3 separate regions of the Homo sapiens genome follow, and regions 1 and 2 are each linked to region 3. Evidence: chromatin contacts called from ENCODE Hi-C or POLR2A ChIA-PET data. All regions are on one chromosome and are shown on one strand. The core of a region is the stretch at or near the end of the contact, and the rest is flanking DNA. Distances in the headings are between cores, read along the strand shown.

Evidence for each region. Hi-C counts contacts between places; a loop is a spot of excess contacts on that map. ChIA-PET counts read pairs that join two places held with the same protein, here RNA polymerase II (POLR2A). Pooled maps may share reads with other maps.
Region 1: a loop to region 3 is called in a pooled map, with 6 times the contacts of the local background. The contact joins the promoter of SPN here to the promoter of CLN3 in region 3. A Hi-C loop is called at or near these places in 2 of 50 pooled maps. POLR2A ChIA-PET finds 5 or more read pairs at or near these places in 2 of 52 experiments (GM10248 and T-cell).
Region 2: a pooled map shows a loop between it and region 3 (7-fold over the local background). The contact joins the promoter of MVP here to the promoter of CLN3 in region 3. A Hi-C loop is called at or near these places in 5 of 50 pooled maps. POLR2A ChIA-PET finds 5 or more read pairs at or near these places in 3 of 52 experiments (IMR-90, MCF 10A and activated CD8-positive, alpha-beta memory T cell).

What each region holds. Positions count from the first base shown.
Region 1 is chr16:29,661,400-29,665,292 of GRCh38, forward strand. SPN (sialophorin) reads left to right here and starts at 1,848. Exons shown (of 2, transcript NM_003123.6): 1 at 1,848-1,917; 2 at 2,296-3,893. The coding sequence starts at 2,330. The coding sequence ends at 3,532. RefSeq lists enhancers at 563-612, 1,253-1,332 and silencers at 1,513-1,572, 2,833-2,952.
Region 2 is chr16:29,817,968-29,821,840 of GRCh38, forward strand. It overlaps MVP (major vault protein), which reads left to right and starts at 2,495. Exons shown (of 15, transcript NM_005115.5): 1 at 2,495-2,543. It overlaps PAGR1 (PAXIP1 associated glutamate rich protein 1), which reads left to right. Exons shown (of 3, transcript NM_024516.4): 3 at 1,588-3,873. The coding sequence ends at 1,787. MVP-DT (MVP divergent transcript) reads right to left here and starts at 2,400. Exons shown (of 4, transcript NR_186424.1): 1 at 2,217-2,400; 2 at 1,573-1,634. RefSeq lists enhancers at 2,139-2,208, 2,900-3,466, 2,929-3,218.
Region 3 is chr16:28,489,616-28,493,593 of GRCh38, forward strand. It overlaps CLN3 (CLN3 lysosomal/endosomal transmembrane protein, battenin), which reads right to left and starts at 2,459. Exons shown (of 16, transcript NM_001042432.2): 1 at 2,405-2,459; 2 at 2,099-2,220; 3 at 1,867-1,945. The coding sequence starts at 2,144. RefSeq lists enhancers at 2,341-3,130, 2,470-2,669.

The sequences.
Region 1 (3,893 bases), core at 598-3,097, 1.2 Mb after region 3:
GATTCTGCAGCCCTCTAGTCTATACTCCTTTGCTCCTGTGTCCCTCATCCCCCCTGCAGAATGGGCACCCCGTTACCTTTCTGAGCCACTGTGCGCAGAAAAGAGAGCATGTTGGCCAGGCTGGTCTCGAACTCCTGACCTCAAGTGATCAGCCTGCCTTAGCCTCCCAAAGTCCTGGGATTACAGGCGTGAACCACCACGCTCAGCCTCTGAATACTTTGTACTCAAGCCATTTTTCAGTGCTGTGTTTGCAGTGAGCACACCCGAGGGATGAAGACACGTCTCCCTGTGGGAACCTGGGCTTACCAGGGCCCCTAGAGGAGGGGAATCTCTCAAGCTCAGAGCTCTATGGCTGCGGTGCAGGCCCACTGTGTGCATGGTGTCAGTCTGGGCCCTTCCATGTTGCCCCCGTGGGACTTGGGGTAAGGGGAACTGATGCAAACATCACGCTGCTGTTGCTTGGTGTGAGCAATTAATTCCTGTGGCTCTCACCCAGGAGTCTCATGTCTTTGGGTCAGACAAACTCATCAGCTTGTAGAAATGGCACAGTCCCACGGGCCTGTTAGAATCTTCTATTGTGCACATGTTGCTCTTAAAATATACAAATCAGTTTTGATTTTAAAAAATTATTTATTTTTTTAGTGATAGGAGTTTTGCTACGTTGCCCAGGCTGGTTTCAAACTCTTGGGCTCAGGAGGTCCTCCCACTTTGGCCTGGACTGCCAGCATAATGTATCACCACACCCGGGACTGATTTTCGTTTTTCAAGAACAAAAACCAAAAACATACACAAACCGAGAGTCAAAGCTTGCTAATTAGAGGAAAGTCAGGAAATGGGAACCATTCAAAGAAGAAAATACCCCCACCTCCTACTCTCACCTATCCAAAGACAATTAGGTGAATCCCTTAGTAGATATCTTTCCAGACGGTTTTCCATATAGATTCCCATATCTGGCCAGGCGCGGTGGCTCACACCTGTAATCCTAGCGCTTGGGGAGGCTGAGGCGGATGGACCACCTGAGGTCAGGAGTTCGAGACCAGCCTGACCAACATGGAGAAACCTCGTCTCTACGAAAAATACAAAATTAGCCGGGCACAGTGGTGCAAGCCTGTAATCCCAGCTACTCAGGAGGCCGAGGCAGGAGAATTGCTTGAACCTAGGAGGCAGACATTGTGCTGAGCCGAGCCAAGATCATGCCATTGCACTAAACTCCGCCTTAAAAAAAAAAAAAAAGATTCCCACATCTTTACTAGTTTGCAGAAATAAGATCCTAGCATATGCAGTGTGTAGGAACCACCTTGGTTTAGCCACGTCTCTGTGACTGGGGGCCACTGTGGTGACCCCCAGCTCCCCGGACAGAGTCAAGAGCTCACCAGCCTGCAAAGGTTTTCACGGCCCCCAGCCAGACTCGGGGGCTTCCTCTTGCCCTGCTACTTCCTGGGAGCTCTGAGGGCAGGAAATGGCGCCACTCAGCTCCTGGCCTAACAGCTTGGGGACCACAAATGCAAAGGAAACCACCCTCCCCTCCCACCTCCTCCTCTGCACCCTTGAGTTCTCAGGCTCACATTCCCACCACCCACCTCTGAGCCCAGCCCTCCCTAGCATCACCACTTCCATCCCATTCCTCAGCCAAGAGCCAGGAATCCTGATTCCAGATCCCACGCTTCCCTGCCTCCCTCAGGTGAGCCCCAGACCCCCAGGCACCCCGCTGGCCCCTGAAGGAGCAGGTGATGGTGCTGTCTTCGCCCAGCAGCTGTGGGAGCAGGCGGGTGGGGCAGGATGGAGGGGTGGGTGGGGTGGGTGGAGCCAGGGCCCACTTCCTTTCCCCTTGGGGCCCTGTCCTTCCCAGTCTTGCCCCAGCCTCGGGAGGTGGTGGAGTGACCTGGCCCCAGTGCTGCGTCCTTATCAGCCGAGCCGGTAAGAGGGTGAGACTTGGTGGGGTAGGGGCCTCAGTGGGCCTGGGAATGTGCCTGTGGCTTGAAAAGACTCTGACAGGTTATGATGGGAAGAGATTGGGAGCCATTGGGCTGCACAGGGTCAGGGAAGGCCAGGAGGGGCTGGTCACTGCTGGAATCTAAGCTGCTGAGGCTGGAGGGAGCCTCAGGATGGGGCTGATGGGGGAGCTGCCAGCATCTGTTCCTCTGTCATTTCTGATAACAGTAAAAGCCAGCATGGAAAAAACCGTTAAACCGCAGGTTGGGCCTGGCCGTTGGCAGGGAAGTGGGCAGAGGGGAGGCCCGGCCAGGTCCTCCGGCAACTCCCGCGTGTTCTGCTTCTCCGGCTGCCCACCTGCAGGTCCCAGCTCTTGCTCCTGCCTGTTTGCCTGGAAATGGCCACGCTTCTCCTTCTCCTTGGGGTGCTGGTGGTAAGCCCAGACGCTCTGGGGAGCACAACAGCAGTGCAGACACCCACCTCCGGAGAGCCTTTGGTCTCTACTAGCGAGCCCCTGAGCTCAAAGATGTACACCACTTCAATAACAAGTGACCCTAAGGCCGACAGCACTGGGGACCAGACCTCAGCCCTACCTCCCTCAACTTCCATCAATGAGGGATCCCCTCTTTGGACTTCCATTGGTGCCAGCACTGGTTCCCCTTTACCTGAGCCAACAACCTACCAGGAAGTTTCCATCAAGATGTCATCAGTGCCCCAGGAAACCCCTCATGCAACCAGTCATCCTGCTGTTCCCATAACAGCAAACTCTCTAGGATCCCACACCGTGACAGGTGGAACCATAACAACGAACTCTCCAGAAACCTCCAGTAGGACCAGTGGAGCCCCTGTTACCACGGCAGCTAGCTCTCTGGAGACCTCCAGAGGCACCTCTGGACCCCCTCTTACCATGGCAACTGTCTCTCTGGAGACTTCCAAAGGCACCTCTGGACCCCCTGTTACCATGGCAACTGACTCTCTGGAGACCTCCACTGGGACCACTGGACCCCCTGTTACCATGACAACTGGCTCTCTGGAGCCCTCCAGCGGGGCCAGTGGACCCCAGGTCTCTAGCGTAAAACTATCTACAATGATGTCTCCAACGACCTCCACCAACGCAAGCACTGTGCCCTTCCGGAACCCAGATGAGAACTCACGAGGCATGCTGCCAGTGGCTGTGCTTGTGGCCCTGCTGGCGGTCATAGTCCTCGTGGCTCTGCTCCTGCTGTGGCGCCGGCGGCAGAAGCGGCGGACTGGGGCCCTCGTGCTGAGCAGAGGCGGCAAGCGTAACGGGGTGGTGGACGCCTGGGCTGGGCCAGCCCAGGTCCCTGAGGAGGGGGCCGTGACAGTGACCGTGGGAGGGTCCGGGGGCGACAAGGGCTCTGGGTTCCCCGATGGGGAGGGGTCTAGCCGTCGGCCCACGCTCACCACTTTCTTTGGCAGACGGAAGTCTCGCCAGGGCTCCCTGGCGATGGAGGAGCTGAAGTCTGGGTCAGGCCCCAGCCTCAAAGGGGAGGAGGAGCCACTGGTGGCCAGTGAGGATGGGGCTGTGGACGCCCCAGCTCCTGATGAGCCCGAAGGGGGAGACGGGGCTGCCCCTTAAGTGTCGGTGAATAGTGAGGCTGGAGGCCGGAATCTCAGCCAGCCTCCAGCACCTTCCCTCTCACCATCCCACTGCCCCCTCGCTCCCATGTTTCCACCCGGCACCCTGATCCTCACCCGAATCTCCTTTTTTTTTTTCTTTTGAGACAGAGTTTCGCTTTGTCGCCCAGGCTGGAGTGCAATGCACGATCTCAGTTCACTGCAACCTCTGCCTCCTAAGTTCAGGCGATTCTCCTGCCTCAGCTTCCCGAGTAACTGAGATTACAGGCACCCACCACCATGCCCAGCTGCTTTTTTGTATTTTTGGTAGAGATGGGGTTTCACCATGTTGGCTAGGCTGGTCTCAAACTCCTGACCTCAGG
Region 2 (3,873 bases), core at 1,245-3,744, 1.3 Mb after region 3:
AATTACAGATAATTCTTTTTTTAAAAAAACAACTAGTCATTGATTCTGGAAAATTACAGATAATTCTATCATGTTTCCCATTCCCAGAAGTCCAAGTCCTGGCCTTTCAATATTATCTAGATCTGCATCCCTCTACTACCATGTACATTCTTTAATCACACCGCTGGCCCCATTTCCCACCCCACATGCCTTCCTAGAATTTACCCTCAGAGTCATGCCTTTCCTTTTTTCTTTTTTTTGAGGGGTGGAGAGACAGAGTCTTGCTGTGTTGCCCAGACTGGTTGGTCTCGAACTCTTGAGCTCAAGTGATCCATCCGCCTCGGTTCTCAAAGTGCTGAGATTACAGGCATGAGTCACTGCACCCAGCCTAGAGCCATTCTTGATTTCTCTCTCTTTTACCTGAACATTCACACCAGCAGCAAGTCTTGGTAGCTATAAGATGTACATTTCCAAGTACCTCTGCTAGTCTCCACTTTCAATACCACATCCCCATCCAAGCCACTGTCTTTCTTGCCTGGATAGTTGTAGTAGCTCCTAACTGGGCTCTCTGCTTCCAGCTTCTGCAATTCAGATGAACCTTTTAAAACATAAATCATATCACTTTTTTTTTCTTTGAGACGAAGTCTTTCTCTTGCTCAGGCTGGAGTGCAGTGGCATGATCTTGGCTCACTGCAATCTCCACCTCCTGGGTTGAAGCGATTCTCCTACCTCAGTCTCCTGAGTAGCTGGGATTACAAGGACACGTCACCACGCCTAGCTAATTTTTGTATTTTCTAGTAGAGAGGGGGTTTCGCCATGTTGGCGAGGCTGGTCTTGAACTCCTGACCTAAAGCTTCCCAAAGTGCCTGCCTCAGCTTCCCAAAGTGCTGGAATTACAGGCGTGAGCTGCTGCACTCAGCCATAAATCGTGTCACTTTTCCACTTAAAATTTTCCAAGGGATTCCATCTTGCCAGGGAAGAGCATGTCAAAGGAGAATCCAAGCGCTTTTCCCGCCACCTCCAGTTCTCTGCACTCTTTTTTTTGTTTTTGTTTTTGGCGAGTAGGGGAGACGGAGTGTAGCTGTGTCACCGAGGCTGGAGTGCAGTAGTGCGATCTTGGCTCATTGCAACCTCCACCTCCCGGGTTCAAGCGATTCTTCTGCCTCAGCCTCCCAAGTAGCTGGGATTACAGGCGCCCACCACCACGCCCAGCTAATTTTTTGTGTTGGCCAGGCTGGTCTCAAACTCCTGACCTCGTGAGTTGCCCACCTCAGCCTCCCAAAGTGCTGGCATTACAAGCGTGAACCACCATGCCCGGCCTGCACTCTTCTTTGAACAGAACTCTGTTCTTGTCCTGGGGCCTCTACCCTTGCCATTCCCCTGCCCAGTATGTTCCTCCCTGTTCTTCACATTACCTGTGCCTTCCTGTCAATCAAGATCTTTGCTTCTCACCCTCTCTGAGGTCCAACCCTGAACCTCAGGTCCTCCAAGACAGAGGCCTGGGGACCTGCATGTTTAACCAGCTCCCCAAGTGATGAGTGAGGTCCAGGCAGGTATGGTGTACACCACCTCCATCCCTTCCATGTATCTTACCTTCCTCTTCTCCAGGAAGCTCAGCCCGGAGCCAGAAACGGGAGGCCCGCCTGGACAAGGTGCTGTCGGACATGAAGAGACACAAGAAGCTGGAGGAGCAGATCCTTCGTACCGGGAGGGACCTCTTCAGCCTGGACTCGGAGGACCCCAGCCCCGCCAGCCCCCCACTCCGATCCTCCGGGAGTAGTCTCTTCCCTCGGCAGCGGAAATACTGATTCCCACTGCTCCTGCCTCTAGGGTGCAGTGTCCGTACCTGCTGGAGCCTGGGCCCTCCTTCCCCAGCCCAGACATTGAGAAACTTGGGAAGAAGAGAGAAACCTCAAGCTCCCAAACAGCACGTTGCGGGAAAGAGGAAGAGAGAGTGTGAGTGTGTGTGTGTGTTTTTTCTATTGAACACCTGTAGAGTGTGTGTGTGTGTTTTCTATTGAACACCTATAGAGAGAGTGTGTGTGTTTTCTATTGAACATCTATATAGAGAGAGTGTGTGAGTGTGTGTTTTCTATTGAACACCTATTCAGAGACCTGGACTGAATTTTCTGAGTCTGAAATAAAAGATGCAGAGCTATCATCTCTTAAAAGGAGGGGCTGTAGCTGTAGCTCAACAGTTAGGCCCCACTTGAAGGGAGAGGCAGAATTGTACTCACCCAGATTGGAAAATGAAAGCCAGATGGGTAGAGGTGCCCTCAGTTAGCACCTGTCCCATCTCGGGCCCTCCAACTCCTCCCAGTCCCACTCCAGTGCAGCCAGCTGGCTCCAAGGTAGAAACCCATGAGCACTCAGGGAGCAGTGTGCCTTCAGCTGCAGCAGAAGCAGCCCGGAGGATAAAATGAGAACCAGCTGCACACGGGCCCTTTAACTCCCAAGCCCCACCCCTGGGCTTGGCCTGCCTTGCCCTGCCGGGAAGTGATCCCCAAGGCAGGGTGAGAGTTCCCCATCTGAGGCGTTTGTTGCAGCTACCTGCACTTCTAGATGTGAGTACATTGTACTAGCCCCCCAAACCCCAAATCAGGGGCAGATCTTTGTATCCCTTGAGGCTCTCTTTAGTCCTGTCTTGCTTTGAAGGGCCTTGCTTCTGCTGGGGCAGGGAAAACATGTCTGAATCAGAGTGGGGAAGGAGGATGGGTGGTGGCTTTGCTTTTGGAGGTTTCACTTTCCAATAGTTGGGAGTCTTCTGGGTTTTGAAGTAAAGGCAGATTAACACCAACACCGGTCCCCCACCCCCCTGCAACTCTCAGGCCTCTCTCTGACTTCAGGGTCCCACCTGGGAAATCAGGTGGGGAACCTTACAGGGTCATTCAGACCCCATCTTAGCCCTAGATCGGTGCTTGCTCTACTCACCTGCACTGTCCTGGGGACCTGGGCTCTGGCCTGTCACCTTGAGCTCCAAGAATGTGACCTGTACCCATTCAGGCCCCTTAACTCTGACAGATGAGGGTTTCTTACTCCTCCATGCAGGGCTGGGCCAGCTGTTGGTCTCAGTCGATCATTCAGGAAGTCATTAGCAGAGTGATTTCCAGAAGGCGTAGAATTTAGTGACCAAGGTTCTTTCCTTTTTGGGAGGAGAAAGTGAAAACTAGGATGCTCAGCTGGACCCACCAGCCTGAGATTCTGGGGATTTTAGAGCTGTCCCTTGGGGAGCCAAGCACTTGGGGGTGGAGGTGATAGCGAGGCTGATGGCCCCTGTGTTCTCAGCTCTCTGCCTGGGTAGCCCCTGGGTGATGGGGGAGAGGCCAGCTGTCACGTGGGGTATCAGGTGGCTCTGCCAGAAACTCCCTTGGCACACAGAGCACTGGGTCGGCCCTCGGGTGTGGCTGTTTGGGCAGGACAGCCCTCTGTATGTAGCCTTGAGCAGGTAGGGGGGCCACCTTGAGTGGGTGGCCCAGAGACAGCCTCAGGGCTCCAAGGTAACGGGGTGCTCAGGTTATCTTGGGTGCTGCCCTCCCAGGTTCTGGGGGAGCAGAGGCTGGGCGCTGGCCCAACTTACAGGAAACACTCACCTTTGAACTGCCATTAGCACCATCTGGGCAGTACACAGCCCCACCCAGGTCCTCTAGTTCTTGTTCTCGGCTTAGAATCTTTGTGTTTCTGCCTGAGAAGCCACTGCCTCCTAGTTTGTGGTCTCTACAGTTATAGCCAGGTTGGACTTCCGGCTCCGTCCTTTGATAACTGTGTGCTCTTGGGCAAATTTCTTAACTTGCAGGTTCTTGTGAGGATAACATGAGTTAATTGAGGGCACTTAACACTACCTGGCACAGATTAAGCTCATCTGAAGTGGGAGCTGTTACTTAGGGGCGTTTGCCT
Region 3 (3,978 bases), core at 1,209-3,708:
GTGGCTTGCACTGTAGTCCCAGCTACTTGGGAGGCTGAGGTGGGAGGATTGCTTGAGTCCAGGAGTCAGAGGCTGCAGTGAACTGTGATCATGCCACTGCACTCTAGCCTGGGTGACAGAGCAAGACCCTGTCACAAAAATAAAAAATAAAAAGGAAGAGGCCGAGTGCAGTGGCTCACACCTGTAATTCCAGCACTTTGAGGGGCCGAGGCGGGCGGATCGCCTGAGGTCAGGAGTTCGAGACCAGCCTGAGCAATATGGAGAAACCCCGTCTCTACTAAAAAATACAAAATTAGCTGGGCGAAGTTGCACATGCCTGTAATCCTAGCTACTCAGGAGGCTGAGGCAGGAGAACCACTTGAACCCGAAAGGCGGAGGTTGCAGTAAGCCGAGATTGTGCCATTGCACTCCAGCCTGGGCTACAAGAGCGAGACTCTATCTCAAAAAAAAAAAAAAAAAAGGAGAGTGGTCACAGAGAGTTTCTGGGAGAGGCCTTGGAGGCTGGAAGTGAATCCAAGTCTGTGATCCCAAAGCCCCTATGTCAGGGCGGGGCACGGTGGCTCACGCCTGTAATCCCAGCACTTTGGGAAGTGGAGGCAAGCGGATCACCTAAGGTCAGGAGTTCTAGACCAGCCTGACCAACATGGTGAAATCCTGTCTTTACTAAAAATACAAAAAATTAGCTGTGTCTGGTGGCACGCACCTGTAATCCCAGCTACTCGGGGAGCTGAGACAGGAGAATAGCTTGAACCTTGGAGGTGGAGGTTTCAGTGAGCCGAGATTGTGCCACTGCTCTCCAGCCTGGGTGATAGAGTGAGACTCTGTCTCAAAAATAAAATAAAATTAAAAAAAAAAAAAAAAAAAGCTGGGCGCGGTGGCTCACACCTGTAATCCCAGCACTTTGGGAGGCCGAGGCGGGCGGATCACGAGGTCAGGAGATCGAGACCATCCTGGATAACGCGGTGAAACCCCATCTCTACTAAAAATACAAAAAAATAGCCGGGCGTGGTGGCAGGCGCCTGTAGTCTCAGCTACTCCGGAGGCTGAGGCAAAAGAATGGTGTGAACCTGGGAGGCGGAGTTTGCAGTGAGCCGAGATTGCGCCACTGCACTCCAGCCTGGAGGACAGAGAGAGACTCCGTCTCAAAAAAAAAAAAAAAAAAAAAGGTTCAGGCCCGGCATGGTGGCTCATGCTTGTAATCTCAGCACTTTGGAAGGTTGAGGTAGGAGGATCACTTGAGGCCACGAGTTTGAGACCAGCCCAGGTCCCATAGTGAGACCCCCATCTCTATAAAAAAATATAAAAATTAGGCAGATGCGGTGGTGCACACCTGTAGCCACACCTACTTGGAGGCTGAGGTGGGAGAATCACTTGAGCCCAGGAGTTCCAGGCTGCAGGGAGCTGTGATTGCACTACTGCATTCCAACCTGGGAAACAGAGCAAGACCCTGTCTCAAAAAGAAAAAAAAATAAGATAAAATAAAATAAATTAAAAAAATAAAAAAGTTTTAGTAGTGATGCATTTATTTAAACGTTCACTAGGAAAACGCTGGTTTTCCAAGTGGAGTCGTGATTTAAAGTTTTCTTTTTAAAAATATGTGCACTAAAAAACGTTAAGGCTGAATTGGCTGGAAGAAAAAAGTAAATAATCCTACAGGTGGTAGGTATGAGGATCTTGCTAAATCCGGAAGGTGATAAGGAGTGAAGTTTGGAAATTTTACATGCTGCCCCTGGGGCAAACCAGTGGATTCAGTAAATATTTGTGGGTTCAGCTCCTTTGCGCAGCTTAACTCTTTCTTCCCCCTTTCCTCCGGTCACTTCCCTCTTCTCATGCCATTGTCACTCGCTGAAGTCTCAGGCCACTCACCAGAAGCCCACCGCGTTCTTCCAATGCGCGCCCTGATGGTCCAACAGAGGGAGCCGGGGCTCCGGGACGGTCTCCTCCCCTGGGAGAGCGAGAAGAGGGCATGACCCCCACCTACTCTCAGGTGCACGACCGCTCCTTGCGTGTCCTCCCGGGGCCGAGTCAGCTCTCATTCCCCTCAGGTGGGCTGCGAGCCAGAGGTGGTCGTTCCATGAGGGTGGGCGGGAATACTCACCCTCGGAATCCGAAAAGCGCCGCCGCGAGCCTGCACAGCCTCCCATCGCATCAAGTTCAGGTCCCCCGAGGGTCCAGGGTCATAGAGTGTCCAAAGGGGGCTCCCACGGGAGGGATGAGGGTCTGCGACAGGTGACAAGGATCAACGCCCGATTGCCGGTCCCAGCTCCGGCTTGTCTAGGGCACTCGCGCCCCGCGATCCATCAAGGAAGCTGGGGGCTCCATCTCGAGCGCCCTACGACCCACCACGCCCCACCCATCGTACTCTCCCCCGCCCCGTCTACAGCAGGGACCCTGAGGCCTGTACCTTTAAGAGCAGCAGAATGTTCTGCACTATGCAGAGGCCGTTTGTCGGATCACGTGACAGCACCCGCGTGTTCCCCCATCACGTGCTCAGAGGTTTTCCCTACTTCCGGGTCCTCTCTGTCTTCGCTTTGGGCCTTCTCGGCTTCGGAGCGTGAAAAAGGGAGGGGCTGGAGAACCCTGGAACCGCAGGTTTTAAACTGGAGCGGGTGGGAGCAGCAAGCAGAGCCGTGACCTTAGATCAGTGGCGCCCAAGACCGAGACAGTAGCCTGCCAGCACCAGTTATGACTGTGGGAGGCTTCAGCTCCTTTCCTTCAGCACTCACTTGCCAGAAACAAATATGGCCACCTGCCTACTCCCTTTTTTTTTTTTTTTTTTTTGAGGCAGGACTGTTTCTGGTTGCGAACAAAGACGACCAGCTTCAGGTCATTCTTATCCCCATCTGTTGACCTTACAAATTGTTTTAGAGACCTAAGTAAACATAACACTCATCTAAAGGGATTTCGTGAATGATCTATTGGCAGTATCCAAGATGTTAAGAGATCCCTATTTCCAAATTATCCTAGAACCAAAAAATATCACAGCACTTCAACCCCTGGTGTTACAGATGAGAAAACCAAGGTACAAATATATATATATATATATATAACAAAATTAGCCGGGCATGGTGGCGCATTCCTGTAGTCACAGGTACCTTGGAAGCTGAGGTGGGAGGATCACTTGTGCCCAGGAGGTTGAAGCTACAGTGAGCTATGATCACGCCACTGCACTCCAGCCTGGGTGACAGAGTGAGATCCTGTCTCAAAAAAAGAAAAAGTAAAAAATAAAATAAAAAAAATATATGTATATGAAAAAAATTGGAAAGTTGCTGACAATCATTCATACAATGTTAGACCTAAAGGTGACCTTAGAGACCTGTATGGTGATAAGAAATAGAGCACCAGAGGCAGGGAGCCATTGGGTTGGCTCCAGGCTGCTGCAGGATTCCTGCCTCCATCAAAGGTGGTGCTTAGACCAGATTTTTTTTTTTTTTTTGACAGGGTTTTGCTCTGTTGCCCAGGCTGGAGTGCAGTGGCAGGATCTTGGTTTGCTGCAACCTTGACCTCCCAGGCTCAGGTGATCCTCCCACCTCAGCCTCCCGAGTAGCTGGGACAGCAGGTGCGCACCACTGTGCCCAGCTAATTTTTGTGTTTTTTGTAGAGACTGGATTTTGCCACGTTGCCCAGGGTGGCCTCAAACTCCTGAGCTCAAGCAATCCACCTGCCTTGGCTTCCCAAAGTGCTAGGACTACAGGCGTGAGCCACTGCACCTGGCCAGACTAAATGATTTTAAGGCCTAAGATTCTGATGCTGTGATTTCATAGAATTGCCCTAATTGGAATAGGAAAGTGGGGCTGGGGAGGGGAGAAGGAGGGTATGGGGAAGAGAAGTAGAGCAAGGTCACTTTATGTAGTTCCAAATAAGGAATCATACCCTTACCTTCTTCTAGGTGGAAAGCGGCATCCTGCATTCTCTTCTTGTCCTTGGCCTCATCTCTGCTATGGGCTGTGCCACCTCTATATGCTCTTTCTCACCACC